3 separate regions of the Homo sapiens genome follow, and all the other regions are linked to region 1. Evidence: chromatin loops called from intact Hi-C (ENCODE). Cell type or tissue: ascending aorta. All regions are shown on one strand.

Region 1 (8,000 bases):
CTGGGTTAGGGTCTCCCCGACCAAGCTGGTCTTGGCAGCTAATAATGGTATCCAGATCAATACTGGTTTGCAGACTACACTGTGAGTAGCACTGATTTATAATTCACCACCCATTCCCACTGGCCTTTCCAGAAAGATTGATAATGATCTTACCAGTAGAAATGCTTGAATAACAAGGTATCAGCATAATATTGAGACCCTGGCAACCATTCCCACCAATGCAGGTTACTGCATACATTAACAGGACTTTATCGTTCCCCTGTCTTCCAAAAATTTCTTGCCCAGGAAGATAAAAAGCTATGAATAACTTTCTTGTTCTTTTCAAGAACTCCCCACCAAATCTCATTGAAATGAACATAAACCCATTAGACTTTTCAATAGATAGCATTAAAAAGACTATTTACTCTCCAAGACTCTTGGAAAGCTTTGCCTAGGGTCTACCAGTCCTTATCTATTATATCATGATCCTTAGTCAAACTTAATCAAGCACCATCCCACTGGAAGGCCTGTCTTCATCAAGATTCCAAAACCTTATAAATATCCCTTCCCCTACTCCAAGATGCTACTGAGACTCTGCCAAGGCAGGGCTCTCCTTATCATGGTGTACAAAAAATTCAGCTTTGCCTTCTTCCACAGCTTATTTTGCTGATATTTTCTGGGAGCTAGCATTCAACAATCAAGACTTTACTCCTCCTTTTAGCCTTGCTCAGTGGTTTTCCAAGTTTAACGAACATAACAATTACTGAGGAGTATTATATATGCAAAAGCATGCATGGGCAACTGAAGGAATCTCCATGGGTAATTTTGATTATGGCACATTTAGGACTAAGCCTTGCATACAGATATTAGCAATTTTTGAAAGAATAAAGAACCACAGACTGTTAAGAGCTGAAAGTAGCCCTAAATGGCAAGACATCAGGGTGTGAATCAGCTATTAATACATCGAAATCACCTGATGTAGTCTGTTTAAAAAACACCTATCCCTTGGTTTCACCTGAGATCGACTGAATCAGAATTTCTGGAGATGGGGCCTGTGAATGCAACAAACTTCTAAGCGACTGTGATGCACGATCGAGTTTGAAAACCACTGTTCTGTGCCAACCATTTCATTTTGTAGATGAGGAAATGGAGACTCAGAAAAGGGAGTAAACCTTTCCAAGATCACACCGCTATTGAGCTACGTGTCTCTTAATTCCCTGACAAGAGCTCTCGGGGCTGGAGATACGCTTTTGGAGATGTCCTATATCTGATATCCTGAACAAAAATGATTAATGATGTAATCAAAACACACTTATATTTTGGCTTCTCACCATCCCTTTAAGATTTATTGTCTAGGAGGAGTTGTAGTAATCTTCCCAGGCTAGCAGACATCATGACTTTTCTGCTGTTAAGTAAGAGGCACCAACTAAAGCAGATTTTTTTTTTTTTTAAAAAAGGTAAAATTAAGACTCTTAAGATAAAATGAACCTATACGGTGTTGAGAATCTGTTGACTATCTTTTTGTTAAATTTTAGTTCTACTCAGAAACTGTTGCTTGTCACTTTATTTAGTTTAAGGAACTGTGGATGGGTTAATAAAAGGCTGAGTAACATCTCCTGGGAAGAAGCACAGCTGGCCCTGGCAGGAAGTGCAAGTGGGGTCTGGGAAAAGATTCAAGGTCCAAGCAGCTACTCCCCACGGTTTCCATTACTCAGACCACGTGGCTTCTTGAGCACACTTCTTTGCTCCATTCTTTGGTTTCCCTACTCCTCAGCATGCACGTGGCTAGAAACAGCCACCCTAGTTTTGATTGCGAATGATCATCAGTCACGAGCACAACTTCTGACAACAGTCTCTCCAGCTTAGTGCAGTCTTAACTGGGGCCAGCTGATCGTCTGCTCTTCAGTAAAGCAGTAGCGCCCTTTGGATTAGGTGTTCACCCAGGTTCAATCAGCTGTGGCCTAGAAGGGGCCACAAGGAGGAAACACAGTTGCCAAGGTGCTGTGAGTCTGTGTGTGAGAGACAGACAGAAGGACAAAGAGCCAGAGTGAGAACTTGAGATGGGTAAGCTCAATAACACGTGCCTTTTAATCATTTCCAGTATGAGTCCTTCAAACACTGTGCTTTGTATGACTCCCCTGTTATCTCAAATGAGTCTGGTTGTCACTCTCTTGCTTTTATTTAGGCAGGATAAATTTTGCGGGAAGTCCTGTAGGAGCTCATGGTTGTGCTTTTCCCATTCATGTTTCCACCACCACGTGGGATCTTCCTTTGTATAAGCTGCTGGAAACACGGATGTCTTACAAGAATAAGAAGCCTCGGCTTTACCCTTGTGCACTCCAAGCTTCTCAGTCTTGGATGGGAGTAGAGACGAGGAGGTTGACGGTCATGGATAGGTTCAGGAGTGATTGGTTCTGCCCACTTTGGTGGGGCCTGGACACATTTTGGTTCACTGCAATAATTTCTTCCAGGAGCTGCAGTCTTGTGGGCGCAAGACGTGGGCCTGATAACCCCACAGGCAGTAGTGCTGGGGCAGAGCGAGCTCACCAGCCGCCGGCTGGAAGACCCCGGGAGAGTAGCAGGGTTGGGTTGGTTCTCAGATGTGTTTTGCGCCAGGCTGTGTGGTGGGGACAGAGCCTGGGTAAATGAAGCTTTCCGGCTCGACCGCTCCCAACCTGGGCACACACGTCCTCCTGTCCTGCAAGGGGCAGTTTTGGGGCATCCTCCCTGCTTGGGGCAACCCAGGGGCGCAAGGCGCGGCCCCGGGAGCGCAGCTCCTTCCAGGGCAGAGGGCGGCGCGAGGGAGGGAGCGAGGGAGGGAGCGAGGGAAGGGAAAGGCGAGCGTGAGCTGCCTCAAATGCTTGGAATAATTCCGCTTCCGTTTGGAAAGCCGCAGCCTCAGTCCCGCCGCCGCCCGCTGCGTCCGCCCAGCGCCAGCTCCGCGTCCCGACCGGCCCGCGGCAGCCTGCGCCGCGCCATGGCCACCTCCCCGCAGAAGTCGCCTTCTGTCCCCAAGTCTCCCACTCCCAAGTCGCCCCCGTCCCGCAAGAAAGATGATTCCTTCTTGGGGAAACTCGGAGGGACCCTGGCCCGGAGGAAGAAAGCCAAGGAGGGTGAGTGCGGCCAGGCCGGCCGGGCGGGCGGTAGGAGCCGGGGGTGCCGTAGGGGCCGAGGGGCCGGGGCACTGGGACCGGGCGGGAGCGCGCCGCGGGTGCCCGGCGCGGTGGGGCGCGCGGCGATGCGTGCGCGCGCTTCCCGGGTACGTCGGGCAGGAGCGACGCGCACCCCACACTGAGCCCGGGGCTCGCGGGCCATCGAGGCCACCCCGCCCGCTCGCGGTCGCCCGGGCGCTGCCCTCCTGGGCCGGGGACCAGGCCAACGCCCCCGCCGGGCCGTGGGCGGGCGCCGCTTGGCGGCCGGAGGCGGCGGGACCGGAGCCCAGGCGGGGCCCCAGCCCGCAGACAGTGCGATCCAGTAGGCCCTGCCCCGCCCTCTGCGCCCGAAGGCTGGCATTTCCCAAGTTTCCGCTGCAGCTTTCCTGGGCGCCGTCGCTCTTACTCGTTGCCTTCATTGGTCCTTAAAATCAGGTCGTTTCCTGGACCTGCTGACGTCCTCTGGCAGCGGCGTCGTGGCTTTGGCCTCTTCGGGATCTTTTGTCCATCCCGAGGGCTGAGAAGGGCTCTGTTAATGGAGTAGGTGGACATCGAGTGTTTGTTGAATGAATGAGCGAAAAACTGGCAAACCTAGCGTGCCCTCGGTGTAATACACAATAAACTCCCACCAAAGGAGAAAACCTGCGTGAGACACAAACTTCGTCATGGGCCTGCTGTGAACTCAGGCATTCAGGGCTTTCGTAAAAACCTTTGTTTTTTCCCCACCAGAGTGAATTGAGGCGACCTTATTCTTTTTTTTTTTTTTTTTTTTCAGGGTAGTTTGCATGTAAAATATTTTTTTTTCCCATGCACAGATTTTGCGTCCTGGTTTTTGGTTTGAAAACGAGGTGGCAGTTCTCAAGAAGCACTGTGGTGACTGGTGTGTAGATAGAAGTTGCTGAGTTAAACATTTTTGTTTTAAACATTTTTTAGTTGATGCATGATGTACATAGTTCTGGGGCACATGTGATAATGTAATACATTCATATAATTTGTAAAGATCAAATTGCACAGGAAAGGGGTCCCAGTCCAGACCCCAAGAGAGGGTTCTTGGATCTCACGCAAGAAAGAATTCAGGGTGAGTCCACACAGTAAAGTGAAAGCAAGTTTATTAAGAAAGTAGAGGAATAAAAGAATGGCCACTCCATAGACAGAGCAGCCTGGGGCTGCTGGTTGCCCATTTTTATGGTTATTTCTTGATGGTATGCTAAACAAGGGGTGGATTATTCATGTCTCCTCTTTTTAGACCATATAGGGTAACTTCCGGACGTTGCCGTGGCATGTGTAAACTGTCCTGGCGCTGCTGGGAGTGTATCAGTGAGGACGACCAGAGGTCACTCTTGTCGCCATTTTGGTTTTGGTGGGTTTTAGCCGACTTCTTTACTGCGACCTGTTTTATCAGCAAGGTCTTTATGACCTGTATCTTGTGCCCACATCCTATCTCATCCTGTAAGTTAGAATGCCTTAACCTTCTGGGAATGCAGCCCAGTAGGTCTCACTCAGCCTTGTTTTACCTGGCCCCATTCAAGATGGAGTTGCTCTGGTTCACATGCCTCGGACAAAATCACTGTACTTGGGATATCCATCACGTTAAAGATTTGTCTTTTCTCTATGCTAGACCACTGGAATTCTAGATATTTTGAAATATACAAGAGGTTATTGTAAAATATAGTTAGTTTACCAATCTAACACTAGGTCTTCTTATATCAAATGGTATATTTGTAACCATTAATCAACTTCTCTTCCCCCCTAAAAAATGTTTTTAATAGATTGCTCCATGAATTAGAAATAACCTTTTGAAAGCTGTGATGCTGTGTGAAATTTTCATGTTTGTAAGTCATCTTAAAGTATAAAAACATCTTCAGCGCTGAGGATTATCAGACTTGATGAAGAACTAGACTTCTATTCCCTAGATTGAAACGAGAAGCAGCAAAAACATACAAAAGTTTCCCCACATTGGTTATTTTGGTAACCCATCGAGTAGTGTACAGTTGGTGGCAAATCATGAAACCCTGGCTTGGGAAGCTCTTTTCTAGACCATGTTTCTAACTTCTTCCTTGCAGCATTCCTGACATAGTCTCATCCAGTTTAAGATGGGGCAACTGAGAAATATTGAAGCTCATGACCTACCAGGATAACCATCTTTACCTACTCTGTAGAAATTTATCTCTCTGTACCTATCACTGTTGGTAGAGCCAGAGAATGAGTCTGGGGTGGCCTTTTATTACTACCTTGCTGAAGTAGGCTATCCTGCTTTCTAGAGTCTTCTCTCCACCAGGCCCAACATCCTCTATTCCTCACAGACATAATTTTAAGGACTTTTGCATCCTGTCTCTTTAGTTTCAGACAGGGTCCCTGCAGGAAAAAGAAGGCCAATTTAGTTGAGATTTTGAAAATAATTTAGTGAAAGGGCTATTGACAGAGCTGTGGGCAGGGTTAAGGGAACTAAGAAGGGATGCTGAGGTCCCTAGGGGCTAGCAACAGGAGGAAGCTCTTAATCACTCCGAGGCCTGAGGGACAAGGGAAGCAAATTGGAACCTATTACAAGCTGGGGTTATGGACGAGGGGCTGCTGGACTGGAACTATAGTCATAGAGGGATGCAGCTACTGTCCGAAATATGCAGACAGAGCAAGGAGAGAGTGGCACAATAAATGCACATTCTGCATGTTCTCTGTCTTCTTGCCCGTGCATCACCTACTGGTGCTGAACCCAGTGGGAAGCCATCAGAGCAAGGGATCTGCAATAGATAGGGGCAGCGTCCATAGGGCACAGAGCAGTGCAGAGAATAGATCACAGTGGGGACGGTGGAAATGGAGAATACCTAGCAGATCAACCTGTTACCAGACCCGCTCGAAGTGAGCTCTCCAGAAGTCACCATAGTACAGTTGTAGTGCAAGCCAGCCACCCCAGATTAGGACTGTCATCTCCCTTATTCTAGCACAGACACAATGTTCTTTTAATGCAGCTAAGGTTGCCTCTAACTATTCTGCCAGCCACGTCGCACTGTGATCTCTCATTGAGCTTGCTATCAGCTTACTCAAAGACATTTTTATATTTGTTGCTCCTAAATCACAGCCTTCCCTATCTTGGATTTACTCAGTTGGGTTTTTGAAACCAAGTGTAAGATCTTATTTTCATCCCTGTTATATTTCACTGTAAAGTCCTGATTCCTTCATTCAGTCTGTCAACTAATCCAGGGGCTGTAAATGGATGAATGGAAGAACACAGAACGTCTTCTGAAGGGCCAGCCACCACCCAGCTCCAGCTGCTTGCTGCGGCATATGGTATTTCTGCAAGCCCAGGCAAAGAAGGCAGTGGGTTGGTTTGAAATGACTGTCCTTAGTGAGTATGTGCTGGATCTCAATGATCAGTGCTGAAGTGATGGTTAGTAGGTGTGGGGCCCCATTAACCATCACTTCAGTAATAATAAGGCCGGATCTTGCTCTGCATCCTGGATAAGCTCACAGCTTTGTGCTCTGTAGAATCTGCCTTCTTCAACTTTCTCTTTGGTGTTCTTGAACCTCTCATTCTTCATTCCTCAAGATCACTGCCATCAGTCTGTCCACAGATTATCTCAGTGCTTTGGTGTAGCATTCTCCGAGGCCCAAGGACTCCCATTCATTCATTTGGTACCTGCTATGTCCCACTGTAGGACACAACAAATGGAAAGATATAATACTTGTTAGAATATAGTTGACCCTTGAACTATGTGGGGGTTATGGACATTGACCCCCTGTACAGTCAAAAATCTGTGTATAGTTTTTAACTCCCCACAAACTTAACTGCTAATAGCCTACCGTTGACCAGAAGCCTTACTGATAATGGTCAATCAACACATATTTTGTATTGTATACTGTATACTTAACAATAAACAAACTGGAGAAAAGAAAATGTTATAAAGAAAATCATAAGGAAGAGAAAATACGTTTGCAAAACTGTGCTGCATTACTGATACTGTAAGTTTACATTGTCTGACTGAAATGGTAGGTAACCACAGCTGCACACCTCAACCTATGGTACACATCAAGCAATTCAACTTTTCTTATAATGTCATGACTTTTCTCTGATACTTGGGAGTACTTCCAGCATCTCTAGTGGCACTTTGTTAGAGTCCCATGGTGTTAGTCAAGGTTTATGGTATTTCACTAAGCATGAAAAATATGCGAGAACCTCAAGAGATCACTTTTAACTGCGGTACACAATTTACTGGAGAGATGAACTGTTCACGTGGAGATGATTAGCGTCACAAGGTGTTTTAAGCAGATACTTGCAGCGCTTGAGCTCACCACAATAGCAACAGGAGGTAGCTGTGAAATTATTACAGTGGTACAGTATGTACTACAGTTCATTTCGTGCAGTGAGGATTTAATCTTTACGTTTACATTTCTCTCATCTGCAGATGGCATCACGCACAGTTCTTGTGTGTATGTGTACATTTTGACATTTCGATAAGTTCTAACTGTTTGTAATAGATTTGTTTATATTTTATGGTAGTAAATGAGAAGGCAGACAAGTATTGATGTATATTTTATGCATTTGTGACATGAGTAACTTTTTCTTTTTTTTTTTTTTTAATATTTCTAGGCTACATGGTTCATCTCAAGGTTTTTCTAATTGTCACAGATCTCCAAAAATATTTTCCCATATAGTTATTGAAAAAATTTGCATATAAGTGGACCCTCGCAGTTCAAACCTGTGTTGTTCAAGGATCAACTCTATTTAGGTTAATAATTTCATGTAAAAAATGTCCTCCTAAGGAAAACTACATCATAGAATGACTATGAGTCTCATAAGAATGCACTCAACTAGTCATCACTCCTGTGTTTTCATAAGAAAAAACAGTGTTAGAGTCCAAGAGAGAACAAGGG
Region 2 (8,000 bases), 53 kb after region 1:
TCTTGAAACTTTTGTCTTATGGGTCATCAGCAGGGTTGAATAAGGTCAGAATGAAGTTATCTGTTGGCAAATTGAAGTTGTAAGCTTTAGGTAAAAACATCAAATACAGCTGCTATGTTCCTAACTTTTACTCTCTTGAGAAAAGGTGAATGACAGTGGTTAGAAGTCAGTTGCCCTCAGGTTCTCAAACTGAGAGATGAGGAAGCCTGTTCCCGATTTCTAGGTAACACAACTGCTTCTGGTCCAGGCGTGTGTCCCCGAAGCTTGTATACTGACCAGGGCGGAAAAGGGCAGCAGAACCTGGAGGGCAGCTGACATTGCCCACTGCATGCCCATCTCCAGGCCTCCCCTCCTCCTGGGAGAAGTCTCCCCATTTGTGGAGAACTTCACTATTGGGACAGGGCTCACTACCAGCCTGTGAGACCTCCCTTAGAGAGTGAGCAGCCATTTTAAATGGTGCCATGTGCTTTCTGTGAGGGGACTGGGAAATTTACAGAACAGTGGCAAATGATGAGCAGAGAAGTTGGGCAAATGTGGAGTCTCTAGCCATGTGCTGCATTAGGTATTGCCGGATTACCAGTCTTAGGAAAGTAATATGGTTTTTCTATATCGTGTGCAGGCCACTTCAGCTTCCTTTTCCATATAGAGTCTCTCATATGAAAGGAGGGAAGGAAGGAAAGTAAGAGGAAAGAAGAGAAGACACAGCAGATCTATAACTAAATGCTAACAGTAGGGCACTCAATCATTCATGCAGACATGTATGCTTCAACATTACTAAGCCAGGACAGGGCTGGGGCCTGAGGACTGAGATGACCAAGACCCAGTCTCAAGTCACTATCTTTGACCAGTTAGCCACATGTTCACAGATACCGCTGTATCTAGATAGTATATGCAGAGTCCCTGGCATAGTATCTGGCACCTATTTGGTCCTCAGTAAACTCTGGCCATCATGGCATTACCATCATCTCCATCATGATGAGATATTCATGCGTGTCTGAATCCCTGATTTGGCTCAGTGTCGGGTGCAGAGGTCGAGATGGTAAGTTGGCCAATTGACTAGCGGAGCAAATACAATTTTTTGGTGCTCACCCCACGCAGGCACCTTTCAAAGGCTCGGAGAAAGCTTCTGAGACTGACCTTTGTCTAAAACGAGAAGGAACATAAATTTAAAATGTTATAAATTGAAAAGCCAATACAGGGGTATCATTTGCTAAGTGAATAAAAACAGAAGGAGCTTCAGGAATTTGGGGGAAGGGTAAATTGTGTGGGTTGGTAAAAGCATGATGTGTATTATTAATCTAGAATCAAATCAGGTTCAGAGTTTTTGTTTGTTTTGTTTGAGACACAGTCTCTCTCTGTTGCCTAGGCTGGAGTGCAGCAGTGCGATCATAGCTCACTGCAGCCTCGACCTCCTGGGCTCACGTGATCCTCCTGCCCCAGCTTCTTCCCAAGTAGCTGGGACCACAGGTGCACATCACCATGCCCAGTTAATTTTTTAATTTTTGGTAGAGACAGGGTCTCACTTCATTGCCCAGACTGGTCTTGAACTCCTCGCCTCAAACAGTCCTCCCACCTCTGCCTCCCTGGGATTATAGGCATGAGCCACCATGCCTGGCTCAAAGTTTTAAAAGAAGTACTAACCCTTTAGCCCTTTAGCAGTGAGAAATAGGGAGAACAAACCCCTCCCCGAGGCCTGCATTTGCAGCACCCTCAATAAGTTGCACGTTGGTAAATGTTTAACAACCAGCTTTCCAGTAAAAAGTGTGTGTACAAATGCATATATAAGTTAATTATAAACTTCACTGATATAAAGGATGTATAGCACACAGTTTACAAATAATAATAAAATATCAACACTGTTTATTGTAAATTCCATATAGCCAATCCATTCTCACAGAATACTTTTGATACTTTGAGCTCTTGTAGCCATAGCTAACCTATGGTTAGCCATGATTTGATGCGTGGAATTTCATCAGTCCACTAACCTTTTCCCAATAAATTTATTGTCATTAAATCTGACATGTGATCACTAAACTATTTTTCATCTTTGTATCTATTAACCCATTTATGCCGGTGGTTGCAAATTTTTTTGTGAAAAATCAGACCTTGGCGATGACCTTGAGCAGTAGGATATAAATAACTCCCACAAGCTTAGCGTTCCAATAATGGAACACTAGGCATAACTGGGATAAACTGAAACCTCTTTCAGCTTCAGTACTGAGTATAACTTCATTCACCAATGGCATGAGCACCTTCTTTGCTGATCGTATAACAGTTTTAAATACTGGAAGAATATTTTCCTTTTTTTAATGTTATTCATGATATAATGACTACAGACACTTTTAAATTTTACAGACTCCCTTTAAGTTTAATCTGCATCATTGACATTCCTTCATCATTTTCTTAAGTCTAGATAATCAACAGAATGAGAAATCAAACCCTGATTTGCAATGTTGGTTGATTTCCAAGAAGTAAATACCCCCACTAGGGCCAATTTTGTGGTATCCCTGAACATGGAATTGGGAAGAGCAGCACACCATTGTGTAGTAGTACTTCTGCCATATAGATGCAGAACATCATCTCAAGAACGTAGATCATCAATATAAGTGATGAGTTGTGAGTATTACCTTTCTCAGTATAATTTACTTAATTGCAACTTTGTATTTTAAATTTTAATAATAACTGTATTTAACAACTGGCTCCCTGAATCCCTGAAAATTTAACATTTGAGAGCTGGTAGGAGCCAGTTCCAACACACCCATTGCCCTCTTTCCTAACGAGGGTAAAAGTCTCCTCTTTGGGTGAGTGAGTACCTTTCGTCACCTTGCCCCTCCTGGACACACAGGTCTTTGTTGCTCACACTGCCTCCAGCAGAAAACCCACACACAGAGGCTCCTTTCTTTCCTGAATCTCATACCAAGATGCTGTGGGGGGTTTGACATGGATCTTGCCTAAGCCTTATTACTCACATGAATCATGACGTTTAATGCATTTACTAAGACCTTTCCATCTCACCCTTATTTTCCCTTATATCTTAAAAAAAGGAATAAGAAAGAGGGCCCATGCCTGGCTATAATAGAGGATAGTTATAGACATATCACTTGGGCAGCTGTCAAATTAGTTACTCTAAAGTGTTCAAAAGTTCCCTCCTGATCTCACCTCCTAAAAGAAATCCAAACGTGCTTGACAGGGCGGAGAAGTCTAGGACTTTCTTTTCCCTCAACCATGCCACAACAACAAAGAGACACGATTCCTAATCGCAAAAGCACAAGCTTTTGTTTGTGCTAACCAGCAAAGCAAATGTTCGAGAAATTTGACAAAAACAAGCTCCTCCTGGCTCCACCCTCAGCCTTATTTTCCTTTCTTAAGCAATATCCCTTTCACACAGATGTGGACAGAGTGCCAACTGGAAGGCGGGAATAACCTGTCTGCCCCTGCTCCCAGGGCTGACTCACAGCAGTTTATTTTAGCAGTGGTTGATAAATAGCTGATCCCCCAATACCCCTGCCAGTGTTTCCCATCCTGTGTAGGCAGCCTTGTCCCCACTGGGGCCTGCCAGACCCTCCCATAATCTAGCAACAGCAAGTGCTTCCAGACCCTGCTGTGGTATCAGACTGGATAGTGCCTGGATGTTACGCATTGTTACATATCTGTCACCCCTGCGTCCATTCTTTCAATCTTGGCCTTGAGCCACTTAACACCCTGTGCATTCAGCCCCTGCCTGCAATCCAAACCAGGAGGCTCAGGCCCACCACGTGGCTGTGGGACCCATCTGATTTTTGGTTTTTCAATAGAGAAGAACTTAGCAGCTTAGAATGAGGCAAGAGTCTGCAGAACCCAAGGCCCCTTCTCTGAAGTTCTTGCCCCACATTTTCAGTCCTGACATGTTCCCAGATGGCTTCACTCATTCATTCCCACACCCTAGGTCTTTTAAATGGGTTAAAGGACCTGTGTGCTCTCACCTGACCTGAAAGGCCACCTGTCCCATGCTAGGGCCTAACCATCTATTGGACCATCTAAATGCAGACCCTGTGCTCAGCTGGGCCTTATGCCTGTATCTGCATGGCCCTGAGGCCAGTGCCACCATGGGCCCCCCACTCCCTGCCAACTTCCTTCACTCATGTTACTCTTTTTGCCACCATCAACACTTAGCCACACTGCCTTGCTTGCCCTTTGGGACTTTTTTCTCATCTCGTTCTGTGGCTTCTAAATCTAAGCAACCATTTGAATCTAGCAGTTGTTGGAAATTCCCAACTTTCTTACTCTGGCTGCAGCCTTGGTCCTCACAGAGGTGAGGATACTAGTTTACACTGGGGTTGCTTGTCCATTGAATCAGAATCATAAACGAAATGAAACTCCTTTCTCCAAAAGGGAAGAGCTCTGCAAAGGAGCTATAATATGCCCAATATCTGATTATAAAATCAAAATAAAATTCTTTTTACAATTAACGTAAAATTTTTCCTACTTTGCTTTGGGTTGGGAAATTACTACTATAGTTGAGTAGTGACTCTTTTTTCCTCATTTTCTTTCTCACCTGTCTCTTGAAAAATATTGCTCACACATGTTAAAGAATTTATATTAAAAGTGAATTCCAATAAAAGGCCTATTAAATTAGCCTGATTCATTAACTCTTTTTGAAAATAATGTGCATGTTTAGGACAGTAGTATCTTTCAGTTTTTATTTCATGAGATAAATGTGTTGGGAAATGGAGAGAGTACAAATAGATGTGAATGTCATTTTATCTAATTGAAGATGAATGCTGAATTTGGGAGCTGTAGAATTTAGTTTAACTTGCCTTGAAAGAGATTTATGATCATGGGATATGATGCTTTGTCTCCCAATGGCTCTGCCGTTAACCGTTCACCTCTTGTCTTTGTGAATCCAAAGAGGTAACTTGCAAGGTGGATGGGGCAAGAAACAAGGATGTTGAAGTTTGTTTGGCAAGTCAACAGAACCAAACCAAACCAAAAAATAACTGCTTATCTGGGCCTGTGCAAGTTAAAGTAATTTGACAAAGAACCACGTTCTGTCATGTGTACGTTATTTAGGCTCTTGCGTCATTTTTTTCTGTATCAAGATTTTCGAGAATATTTTAAAAAGTGGAGAGCTGTTCTAGCACAGTTGGTGCTGCATTGTTGAAGCCAGGCATAGCCATTGTATTTGAACCTGTTTTCTATCATGACCTCTGAAAATCCATTCCCAGAAAACTGATTGCTTAGGTCCTGTGGTTACACCCAAAGGAGATGGTGGCTAGAAATGAGGGCTCTGTCGTAGCCGTGGTACTGAAAGATGCTTCCTTGATGGAATGTTGCCAGACACGATTTAAAAAATTAAAAGGTATATTAAATTGAATTGTTTTGAATCGTTTTAATACCCATAGAAGAAGCTAGGAAAAGCTAGAGTTCTTAATGACCTATTTGAAGAATAAAATACACCCGAACCTCTAGGTCAAATGCTAAATTCCTTCTGCAGGTGGAAAGGCTGCACCTCACAAGGGAGGCCAAGTTTCATTTTTGCGACGACCTTACCCAGCTGAAACTTTCCCGGAATCTTTTATCATTAGCTCCCCACCCAAAGGATGAAAAACACCATCTGATTTACAGTTTTCCCATCTCTTATTTGAGTTTGCAACTTTCTTGGATAACAGATGGCCACAAAATGTGTAAGCCCAAATAAAAGCAAAGCATGGGCTTCACTGGTTCTTCACTGGTATCAGCTGCTTCTTAAAATTAAAATTATGTAAATGATACCTTAGTTTTAAGTGAGAGAATCAGCAATGAAGGAAGCAACCCCAGCACTTGAGAGTATTTCAGTTTGGGTTGTGTGGAAGGTTTGTTCTGTTTTGTTTTGTTTTTTGTTTTTTGTTTTTTTAAGCTTCTAATGTTTCCTTTTAAAGAGAAATAAAAGAGGCATTTCATAGAAGCACTTTGCAAGTTGCTCATTCACAAAGCTTGCAGTTTCACCGGCAGCCGGCCTAGAATCAGAGAGAATATTAGGATTGGCAGAGACCTTAGAGGTTGTTGTTTTAACTGACTTGAAGAGGGAGGAAAAGACTTGGAGTAAGAGCCCCGAAAAAGGCCCCGGCCTCTCTGGGTTTGGCATCTTTCTTACCTCAAGGAGTTAAAAGTCTGGGCCTGGGCGTGATCAGCCAGATGGTCTTTAACAGTAACATGGTTCATATTGTTTAGATTATCCTGTTGCAAGTACCGTGCCTCCTTTACCTTTTATGGAATAAAGTGTGGAAAATTGACCACAGATGTAAGTAACCAAGAATGACGGGGAAGCTGTTGTTACCAGGCCTCTCTGTTTCTCTCCAACACGCCTGATCCCACAGATAAAAATAAGGAGAAAAATGTGAGGCTGGCCGAGAATGAGCTTGCCTTACCTCGATGGCTCAGGTCTGAGCACCGCGAGCACTATGTTCTACGTGTTCATAAATCCAAGGTTGGCCTTAGGACTTGTGTGCAGGCTACCTTCAAATTCTGATTTTCCAAGTGCCCTCTGGTTAAAATATCATACCACGTAAGCAGTTTTTCCATCCTGTTTTGAAAGGCAGTGGGGGGCAAGGCCCACATACTGACACCGAGGAGTTTTGCAGCCCTGCGCTCCCTGAGGGAGAGCAGTGAGTGGCATTTTGCAGCCTGAGAAGTGTGGATAAATTCTGCATTCCCACTGCTTTGATGGCTATCTCAGCTGCAGGTCCCGCCTGCTGGGACCCCCAGTACTTTTCGTACTTACCAGGGACTCTGGCGCTTGGTCCCTATCAAACAGGCCTTCTCTTTCCCGGGTGAGTTTAACAGCCTCCCTCCTGACCTGTCTCCCAGCCTTGGAGTTCCTCCTCAGCTTTTCTGGCTGTCACAGCCCCCAACCATGTGACTTTGCTCCCATGGTTCATGGCTTGGATCATTCTATGTCTGAACACATAGTGCCCTCTGGGCTTCCCCTTCTTGACCACAGTCCTCCACCTCCTGGTCTCTTCTACTCTGTAACTCCCATGAAGACTTGCTCTCAGCCTCTAGCTTCTGGGCCTCTATCCTTCCAGACCCTCCCAACCCAGCCTGGTTATCTGTTGATTATTCTAGCCACACTCACAGCATCCTCAGTGGCCCCCACTGCCAATCCCCAACCCCTTTTGTTCTTACTGCTCAAACTGAGCAGTCCCCAACTTGAATCAACCCAGAAGGCATTTTTACCGAGCCTGCTCCAGGTCTGAAGATAATCACTTAGTCTGCCTAAGTGACTTGGTTACAAACCCCCAGCTTCTAACATAACCCCAGTCCTCAGTCCGCCACCCCACACACCAGTCCCTTCTCAATCAGCTTCTTTCCTGCCCGTATTCACCAAATGTCTTGAAAACTCACGTATAGATAAGGTGCTGCTTTTTTGCTTCTATTCATACACCAAACTGCCGTCTGACTTGTACACCCATTGAAACTGTTCTGGCAAAGTTTACCTGGGACTTCCCAATTTCCAGACTTTCTTTCCTAATCTTACTTGATCTCTCTCTTCAGCTGCCTGCTTCTTGAAGCTCTCCTCTTCCTCAGCTGTGACAGGTGTTGCTCAAGGCTCCCCCCTCTCTCTGATCACTTGTTCCATTTTCCCCACTGACTCTCCCTTTTCTTCTTAAAAATTATTCCTCCCTTAGTTCCCATCCTTTTCCCCTTCTCCTGTCACTCCAGCCAAGATCCTGATTCCAGAACATGGGGAAAAGTACAGAGGGTTGACCATTCCAAAGCTGCTTCTGAAAATATCCCTGTCATTCAACACAGATGAGATGTGAAACACACAGATGGGTGACAGAGCTTCCGGTCTATTTCTAAGTCCCAGGACCGAAGAGTTCTTGTTTTTGTCATGATAGCAAGTGCTTGTGTTTGATGCTCCAAATAGCCAAACCCGTGGAATTACAGGGGGGTTTGAGCTGCATGTTGAGTGTACAAACTCTCATAGGTCATAAGGAATGATGAGTGGGTGGTTCCTAAACTCTGGAGAAGAGCTTCCA
Region 3 (8,000 bases), 78 kb after region 1:
CATTTGAGAAGATCCTATAGCTTCACAGACCTCCAGTTGGTCTGAAAGCAGAAGGGTAGAAACCACAGGGAGGGGGTCAGCTCTGGGCAGAAGATGCCATGATTGCCATGAAATCCTAGACCATGGGCTGCGGGGCACTTTGCCCTCAAGGTAGGTCAGAGCCTGGACAAAGTTGAACGTGCTGTGGTGGGAGCGATTCTTTGTTGGGGGGGCGCCCTGGCCACCTCCCAGCTCGTCTCTGGGGTTTGAGTTGAGATGGTGAGTGCTCCTCCTCTTGCATTTGAAGGGTTTTTATATCATCCTGACCTGCCTTATTGTGGCTCTGTTGTTAGAGGTAGCTATGGGGGGTAGGTGGGGGTGTCTGATATTTAGAGATAGGAGGGAAGGGGTGAAGATGAACAAAGAAATGAAGGAGTAAAGGACTTGCGGAAGAAAAGCTCTACCTAAGTTTACTGCTTGCTGTTCTGTGCTCCTACATAATGGTAGGATTCTGAAACAATACAAAGAAGCTTTGGGCCTTTGTGAGCTGTGAGCCTGCTACTTGCTTTTCCTAAGACCTGACAGTGAGCTCCACTCCATAGCTGGAGTAGAGAGGGTGTTGTCATTCTGATTAGTGACGGTAATAGGAAAAGTACAAGTATCTTACTGTAAGAGCTCCTAATCAGTGAAGGCTAATAGGCCTTTCCAATTCTCCCACATAGTTTGGAATAAATAGATTAAAACAGAAACTGAGGTGGGTTTTATTGATGTGCACATAAGTTTTTGGCAAGATTTTCCATTCGGCTTCCACCCATAGGTTAAACATGGTTTTGAAAATTCATATGTTTGGGTTGATGGCTGAGCTGAAATGCCTCCCTGTAGATTTTGACAGGTTAAAGGTTACATTGGTTTGGGCTCATTGATTGGGTTCTGAAAACACACATAACTAATAAAGGAATAAAAAGGGTGGCTCTAAGCAACCTTCAGCCACAGTGGAGCCCAAGGGATGGCCATGGTGAGCGAGCCCTCTTGGTTCCCCTGAAGACGTATTGTGGGGGACACAGCATCTCCCTGGGGTCCTTTGTGCTGTCATCACAGATTAGCAGCCCCTTCCTAACGGATGAATGTATAAACCACAAATCCACTCCTTTGCCCCTTCCAGGAAGGCATTTGTATTGAAGGTCACAGCCAGAGAAGACAGTAACTTGGGGGGAAAACAGGAGACTTTGAGGGATCCAGAGGTCACAAGCAACCCCTGGAGGCTCCTCAGCAGAGCTGGTGTTTGCCCTTGGATCCAGGAAGTGGGCGGAGCAGATATGAAGGGAAGAAGGTGGTGAGAGGACCCTGGGCTGCTACTCATAGAAAAGAGCCCTTTCACTGTTTCACCTACATTTCAGTGGAGACCAGTGAAGATGGATATTTTCTCCAATATTGACTAAATAGTATAATTTTTTTCTTTACACAAATTGCCACTTAATGTAATTTGTTGACTTTCCTTAGGGGCTTTGATAGACTTTCATTATGGATTTTGACAGTAAAGTCATTATATATTAAATATAGTAATCTGTGCTTGCTACATTAGTTGAATATTTTTTTCAGATGGACATTATTCTGAGTCTGAAAAGCTTCTTGCTTTGATCTGCCTCCTTATGTTACAAAACAAGCCTGTGTGTCACTTCTGCTTTACCCCCGCAATCCAGTTCTAAAGTATCATTTAAAAAAAAAAAAAAGAAGAAGAACTTCTGACTGTGGAAAACTTCTAACAATTACAAAGGTAGATAGTGTAATACACTACCAATGCACCCAGCAGCCAACAATGATCAATCCATGGCCAATCTTGGCTTCATTCACACTTCCCATCTGACCCTCTGCCCCTGCTGGAAGATTATTTTATTATTTTGAAGTGGTTACCAGATATATCATTTTAGCATATATATTTATAGCTCTTAAAAATAAGGATCCTTTTTAAAAAACACAACTATATTCATGTAAAAAAATTAATAATTCCTTAACATGTTCAGCTATTCAGTCTCATAGTTTTGATTGTTTCATCAGGCATGAGTCACATGCCCAACTTATTATTTATTGTTTTTCTGGTTTGTTAGAATCAAGATTGAAATAAGGCCCATGCACTGCAGCTGGTGGACATCCTGTCATAAAATATATTTATTAAAGAAACCTGTAGAGTTTTCCACAGTCTAGACTTTGCTACTTGTATCTTGATGGTGTCATGTTCCCCTGACCCCTGCATTTCCCAAAAACTGATGGGTAGATATAGGACTGATGGTGGTGTGTCTCTTCAGGGAAGATGGGGAAGCATTACTTCTGGTTGTCTCTCTTTTTGTGATGTTAGGAGCTATTGATGATCATTGCCTAGATAATTAATCCATTAGGGATTTCCAAGTGGTAATACTCTCATTCATTAAACATTTCCTCATTAAGTATTTGACCAGCCAGAGATACATTTCGATTTAGAAAAACAGGATAAATGTTAGATTATTTCCCTTTATTTACCAGTTTTCAAAATGAGTGGGTTTCCTAGCATCCTCCAGAGGTGAGTAGCAATGTGTTATATATTGTTTTTCTAGTGTCATTATTAACTCATGGATTTAAATATTTTTGATGTGTTTTGGTCCATTGCTGATATCCTTATTGATGCTCAAATTTTTCTGTCCTTGGCCATTGGAAGCCTCTTTGATACAACCCTATCTAGTAGAAATCTATTGCTTACTGGTTTCTAGTTCCAGGCTCTTCTCATCTATTTTTTGTTCTATATATTTTTAGATCTAAAATCAGCCATTTCTCCAAGGAGCTCTGATTGCTTTTAGTGGGTAATAGCATTCATATTTATTTAGAGACCACAGTCCAGGTGCTGTGAGAATTGAGCACCATTTTTTTTCTGCTTCTTGCCACCTCTGAAACTTCATCTCAACACAGTTTCCACTATCAGCACCACCACCCATTACAGCCCCCAGGCCATCACCATACCATCTTCATCTTTCCTCAAGTGTCCAGCTTCCAGACTCCATTAACACCTGTAAAATATTCCTTCTCCAGTCTGCCTGGGTACTTTCACCATGCCACCTGTTCCAAAATGTCCTTCAATGTCATGAAGCATTGTGTGGGGCTTTTCTAGTCCCTTTTTCACCTTGCTGTCTCTTTGCATCTGTTTGAAACCCAAGACAAGGAGATAGATGATAATTTCTTAAAGTCTCCTCCAGTTTTGTTTTTGAGCTCTGCTGGCTTGCCAAGTCATTCTTATTCCACTAGGTCATCACTGGGCAGTCCTTCCCTCCCTCCCAGTATGTATGCGTTGTTGGCATGTACTGAGAAAAGGCAGGGAAAGGGTAAACCAAGAGTTAGAGGATGCTTACGAAGGCATGCACTACTGTGCTGGGCATTTCGTATGTGCCATGTCATCTACGCTTCATTATAAACCTGTGAGCTAAGTATCATGATTCCCACTTTAGAGGGGGAACAAGTTAAGTAATAGTCAGAGCTGGGATTAATCCAAGATCTACCTTTCTACAGAGCCCAGGCTAATTCAAACTGTATCATCAGGGTAGTGTACATCCTATGAAGACTTCTGCTTGAATGGATCCATTAGGGAACCTGTTCCCAGCCATCCTACAGACTTGCAAAACTCTGCTTGTATCTTGTGGCTCCCCATTGCTTTCAGGATTAAACTCATACTTGGTATGTTCTGGCTTGTATGGCCCTGACTTAACTCTCTAAGGGCACTCCACAGTTCCATTACCCTCCAGCAAACCTTCCCAAAAATGTTCCCTGTTCTCATGTCTCCAGCCCTTTTGTATGTCTTGTTCCCTCTTCACCTGGTGAACTCCTAATCCCCTTTAAGAAGCAACTGAAGCATGTCCTCCCTCTTGAGGCCCTCCCTGATTTCCACTTTCAGATGACTTAAGTGATATCCCCAGGCTCCCATAGAGTACTATGCTGTACTCTGGGGCTGGTTCTTACTCATCCCTTTTACCCCAGGACACAGCACAGGGCCTGACCTGGGAACATTGGTCAGCAATGCTGTCAAATGCACATTTAAATGAATGAGTCTGTACCAGCTACCCCACACTTGCTCACATGGGTAAAATGTTATCTTCTTTGAAATGGTTTTTATAGTTTCTTATGGCCTTTGCCACTCTATGCTTATATTGTGCGTGTTTATTTTTGTGTACGAGCTAAATTATGCCTAGAAGATGCAACTGGAATGAGGCTCTCATCACATTGCCTTGCCCACAGTCAAGACTGAATAATTATCCATTGAATCGAATCAAATGGAAGGTTGTACAAAAGGAAGCTATAGTGGAAGTGTCAGGCATGCAATCAGCAGAACGTCAGACAGGCAGTTAAAGCATCTTCGATTTACTACAATTTCTTTTAATAGGTTCTCTGTACAGATTTGCTGTCAACATGAATTGTTGGTTTAGGAAAAAAAAATCAGGGTGCTGCAATGGGTCTGTGCTGCACAGTGACTGGCAATGTTTTGCTGTTTCCAATGCAGTAGTCCATGGATTTCCAGTTGCTGACAGGGCTTAGTCATTCATGCTAAAGAGGCCTAAGTTATAAGCAAAAATGCTTCACAGTCAGTGTCCTGAACCCCTCCTCTCAGAACCAGCACTTGCTCACCCTCTCTGCTTCCTCCATTGCTGCCTCAGTTCCTCAGCCTTCCCCATTCCAGCTTCTTTTCTTAAAGCCCAGACCCTCTGATGATTAACGTCCTGGCTCTGGTGTAGAAGGGAGAGCTGTGTATTTGGGCTGGAAGGGGAAGACTGCTCAGGGCCAGCATCAACAGACCACTCATCCATTCAGTAAATATGTATTTAGCATGTGTTGTGTGTCAGGTCCTGGCAGGACAGTGGTGCACAAAGCCTCAGTCCTCTTGGACCACTCAAAATAGTGGGGGGAGACAGGTTGTCCTTCAGATATGCACAATTGCAAACTGTGGTGAGTGAGATAGAAGAGTAGAGATCTGTCCACAAAAGGGTCTGGCACTGCCTTTGCCATGAAGCCCTCCCTGGTCCCCCCTGGCAGTGTGAGGCTCACCTAGGGGTGCTCCTTCACCACTGGAGCTAGACCAGAGTCGGCCCTCAGCCCACTGAGACTGGGGTCATGTGTGACTGTGAGCTCCTGGGGCCAGGGTTCATTCTTTCCTAGAATAGTGTGTGGCATACAGTAGGTACTCAATCATTCTGTAAGACTGGGAGGAAAGGAATGAGTACATTTTCCAAGTCCCCATTCCATCAGATGAAGGGGTCACTGGCTTTCCCCAGTGCTGTGATCACGATTGTATTAACATGACGCACAAGCTCCAAAACTTCAGCCCCGTTCCCAGGAAGGTGTCTCTTCCCAGAAGAGTCGTAAAGCATGAAATAATGAATGGACAGTCCTCGGCGCAGGGCCTGGCCCCAGGAGTTTTCTCAGGACAGTGTCATACCCTACTGAGAGTGAGCTGCCCAGCCAGCATGGCCTGCATTTTCTCAGACCAGACCTGAGCCAGGCTAGGGACAGGACTGACATCCTGATCATCTCAGCAGCATGGGCTTGCCATAGAGTTGGGACTGAGGAAATGCTGTTTTTGCATGGCATTGGCCTAGTGTCATATATGAGGAACAGGATTCTGCAACCTGCTCATTCTTGGTTGCTTCTTCCTTGGAGGAAAAGAGCATGTTCTGTTCCCGGATTTGCTCCTAAAAATATACTAACTCCCCACCAGTTTCCTGTGATTTCTCTCCTGGGGAAAGGGGAGAAAGACTCTGGCCCCCAGTTCTCTGGGTGGGCACAGCAGATGCTTGTGCACCCCACATCCTACCCCCTCTGTGGCAGCCCAGGGTGGCAGCTTCTCACACCTCCCCTTTTCTGTCTCAAGGCTTTGGCTTCTGAAGCCCCCTCAGCCTGCACTCTGCACAGCCTGGAAGTGTGGAGAGAGAGAACTCCCTGGGGGTAACCTCAACTAGTGGGAAAGTCGCCTTGAGACACTTTCTGCAGTTTCTCAGAGAGCCCCAGTAGGGATTAAGCCCCAGTTACCCCCACATGACCAGCTCAGAAACTCACCTTTATTGTCTCTTCTTGGGTCTGTCATACTTTCTTTGTTCTTCTTTCCTTTCCTGGGATTTCTTTCCTGCTTTCAAGCAACTCCAAACTAAGACATTGGAGAAAGGAGACAACTCACTGTTAGGATCATCCTGTTAGGGATCTTTTCAGGGAAGTCCCTGAAGTTTTCCGGATGTTGGCTTCCTTACCCATGAAAGAGAAAGGATATAGCCTGTGCCAGCTGGGCATGGTGGCTTGAGCCTGTAATCCCAGCATTTTTGGGCCCAGGGGTTCGAGACCAGCCTGGGCAACATGGTGAAACCCTGTCTCCACAACAAAAAATACAAAAATTAGCTGGGCATGGTGGAATATGCCTATAGTCCCAGCTACTCAGGAGGTTAAGGTGGGAAGATCACTTAAGCCCAGGAGGTCAAGGCTGCAGTGAGCTGTGATCATATTACTGCACGCCAGCTTGGGTAACAGAGAGAGACCCTGTCTCAAAAAAAAAAGAAAAAGAGAAGAAAGAAAAAAGAAGAAGAAAGAAAATAGCGTGTGCCCTAACTCTCATATAGAACTGTGCACGAGTTCCCAGAGGCCCCACATTCCTTGCTGGTCTGCCTGTGAGCACCCACTCACCCTTCATAGCTGGGAAATGACCCAACTGTCCCCTTCCAAAAACTGGAAACTACCTAAACGTTCAACAGTTACGGAATGGTTATGTACGGTGTGTACCTTCAATACAGATTGAGAAGCCACTTAAAGTGATATTTTTATGGCATATAGAAATATAACAAGATTATATGACATGAAAAAAGCAGGCTATAGAACCCAGTATGTTTTGAAACTATATATAAAACATAGACACACTTGTGAGAAAATATAACATGTAACAGAGTTTAAGCAGTAGGATTATTTTCTCTTTTTAAAAATATTTTCCAAGTTATCTTAAAGAGCATGTTTTTCTTTTATAGTCAGAAAAAAAATCAACCATTATTTAAAACAAACAAAAACACTGCTCAAATATCACCTCCTTTTTAATCTGTCCTTGCAGGGGCTGAGCCTCCATAGAATGACCAGGCAACCCCTAGGGCTTAGCTTATGCAAGATTATTCTCCATTAAATTTTCTCCTGGCTTTACGTGGGAATGCAGAAGTGACTGTGTTCCCATGCCTTCACAACAAATGTGGTTTGCAAAAATGGTGTGATATGTATTTTCAGGCCTTTTTTAGAGATATGCATTGTGTTTGGGGAGCACTTCCTCTGCCTAACCTAATGGACGAAACATTTTCGTATAGAAAGCAAATGTTGCTACATAAAACTGGGACAACATATAGCATAGTGTTAAGGATGTGAGAGCTCTGCAGCCAGCTGGCTCAGGATCAAACCTTGGCTCCACTTTCTAGCTGTGTGGCCTTGTTCAGATTATATAACCTCTCTGGGCCTCATTTTCCTCATCTGTAAAATGAGGATAATAATAGTACCTACTCATTGGATTGTTGCAAAGATTATATGAGTTAATACATGTAAAAAACCAAGTGTTATATCGATGCACCTGATACAAGGGACATACAATGTGTGTGCCCTCACCATCATCATCATCGATGACAGGAGAGAGTTTCCACAAACAGTGCTCTTCAGGGTAAACCACCGACTCTTCAGACAAACCCAGAATTAACTCACCAGCAAATCGATCCAACCAGAACACAGCATGTCTGTTTGCTTACTAGCCCCACTGAGAGCTGTTTCCAAGGTTACCTCTTAGGAATTCAGTGGACTAGTAGTTGATGTGGCACTTTTTAAGCAGCACTGAGCCACTGCAAAAATAAATGACTGGCTGTTCAGGATTCATAAATAAGAAGGATATAGACATGAAGGTCAAAGAGCCACAGAGAATGAGATGAAGAGAGGAAACTTAACTCAGGTGATGCATGAAGACGAAGGCCAGTGAGATGACAAGGCTTCACCAGGTGCCTTTG

What was found. Peaks named below come from ENCODE experiments on the same cell type or tissue, not always from the same donor. Only the 100,000 strongest peaks of a DNase experiment are listed, where the experiment ranks them.
Region 2: it touches region 1 in a loop (4-fold over the local background); 4 of 110 quality-filtered maps call a loop at or near these places.
Region 3: it touches region 1 in a loop (2.3-fold over the local background); 2 of 110 quality-filtered maps call a loop at or near these places.

What each region holds. Positions count from the first base shown.
Region 1 is chr11:12,374,692-12,382,691 of GRCh38, forward strand. It overlaps PARVA (parvin alpha), which reads left to right and starts at 2,880. Exons shown (of 13, transcript NM_018222.5): 1 at 2,880-3,092. The coding sequence starts at 2,957. In ascending aorta, a CTCF peak has its summit at 3,580; DNase peaks (open chromatin) are centred at 2,950, 3,140 and 3,520; H3K4me3 peaks cover 2,557 bases; H3K27ac peaks cover 2,526 bases.
Region 2 is chr11:12,427,657-12,435,656 of GRCh38, forward strand. All of the region lies in intron 1 of PARVA (parvin alpha), which reads left to right. Among named protein-coding and RNA genes, the nearest start is that of PARVA, 54 kb to the left of the region's middle. In ascending aorta, no CTCF peak of the experiment used is centred here; DNase peaks (open chromatin) are centred at 3,405, 6,055 and 7,814; H3K4me3 peaks cover 2,419 bases; H3K27ac peaks cover 5,890 bases.
Region 3 is chr11:12,452,882-12,460,881 of GRCh38, forward strand. The region is part of intron 1 of PARVA (parvin alpha); the gene reads left to right. Among named protein-coding and RNA genes, the nearest start is that of PARVA, 79 kb to the left of the region's middle. RefSeq lists an enhancer at 1-192. In ascending aorta, no CTCF peak of the experiment used is centred here; no DNase peak of the experiment used is centred here; H3K27ac peaks cover 3,925 bases.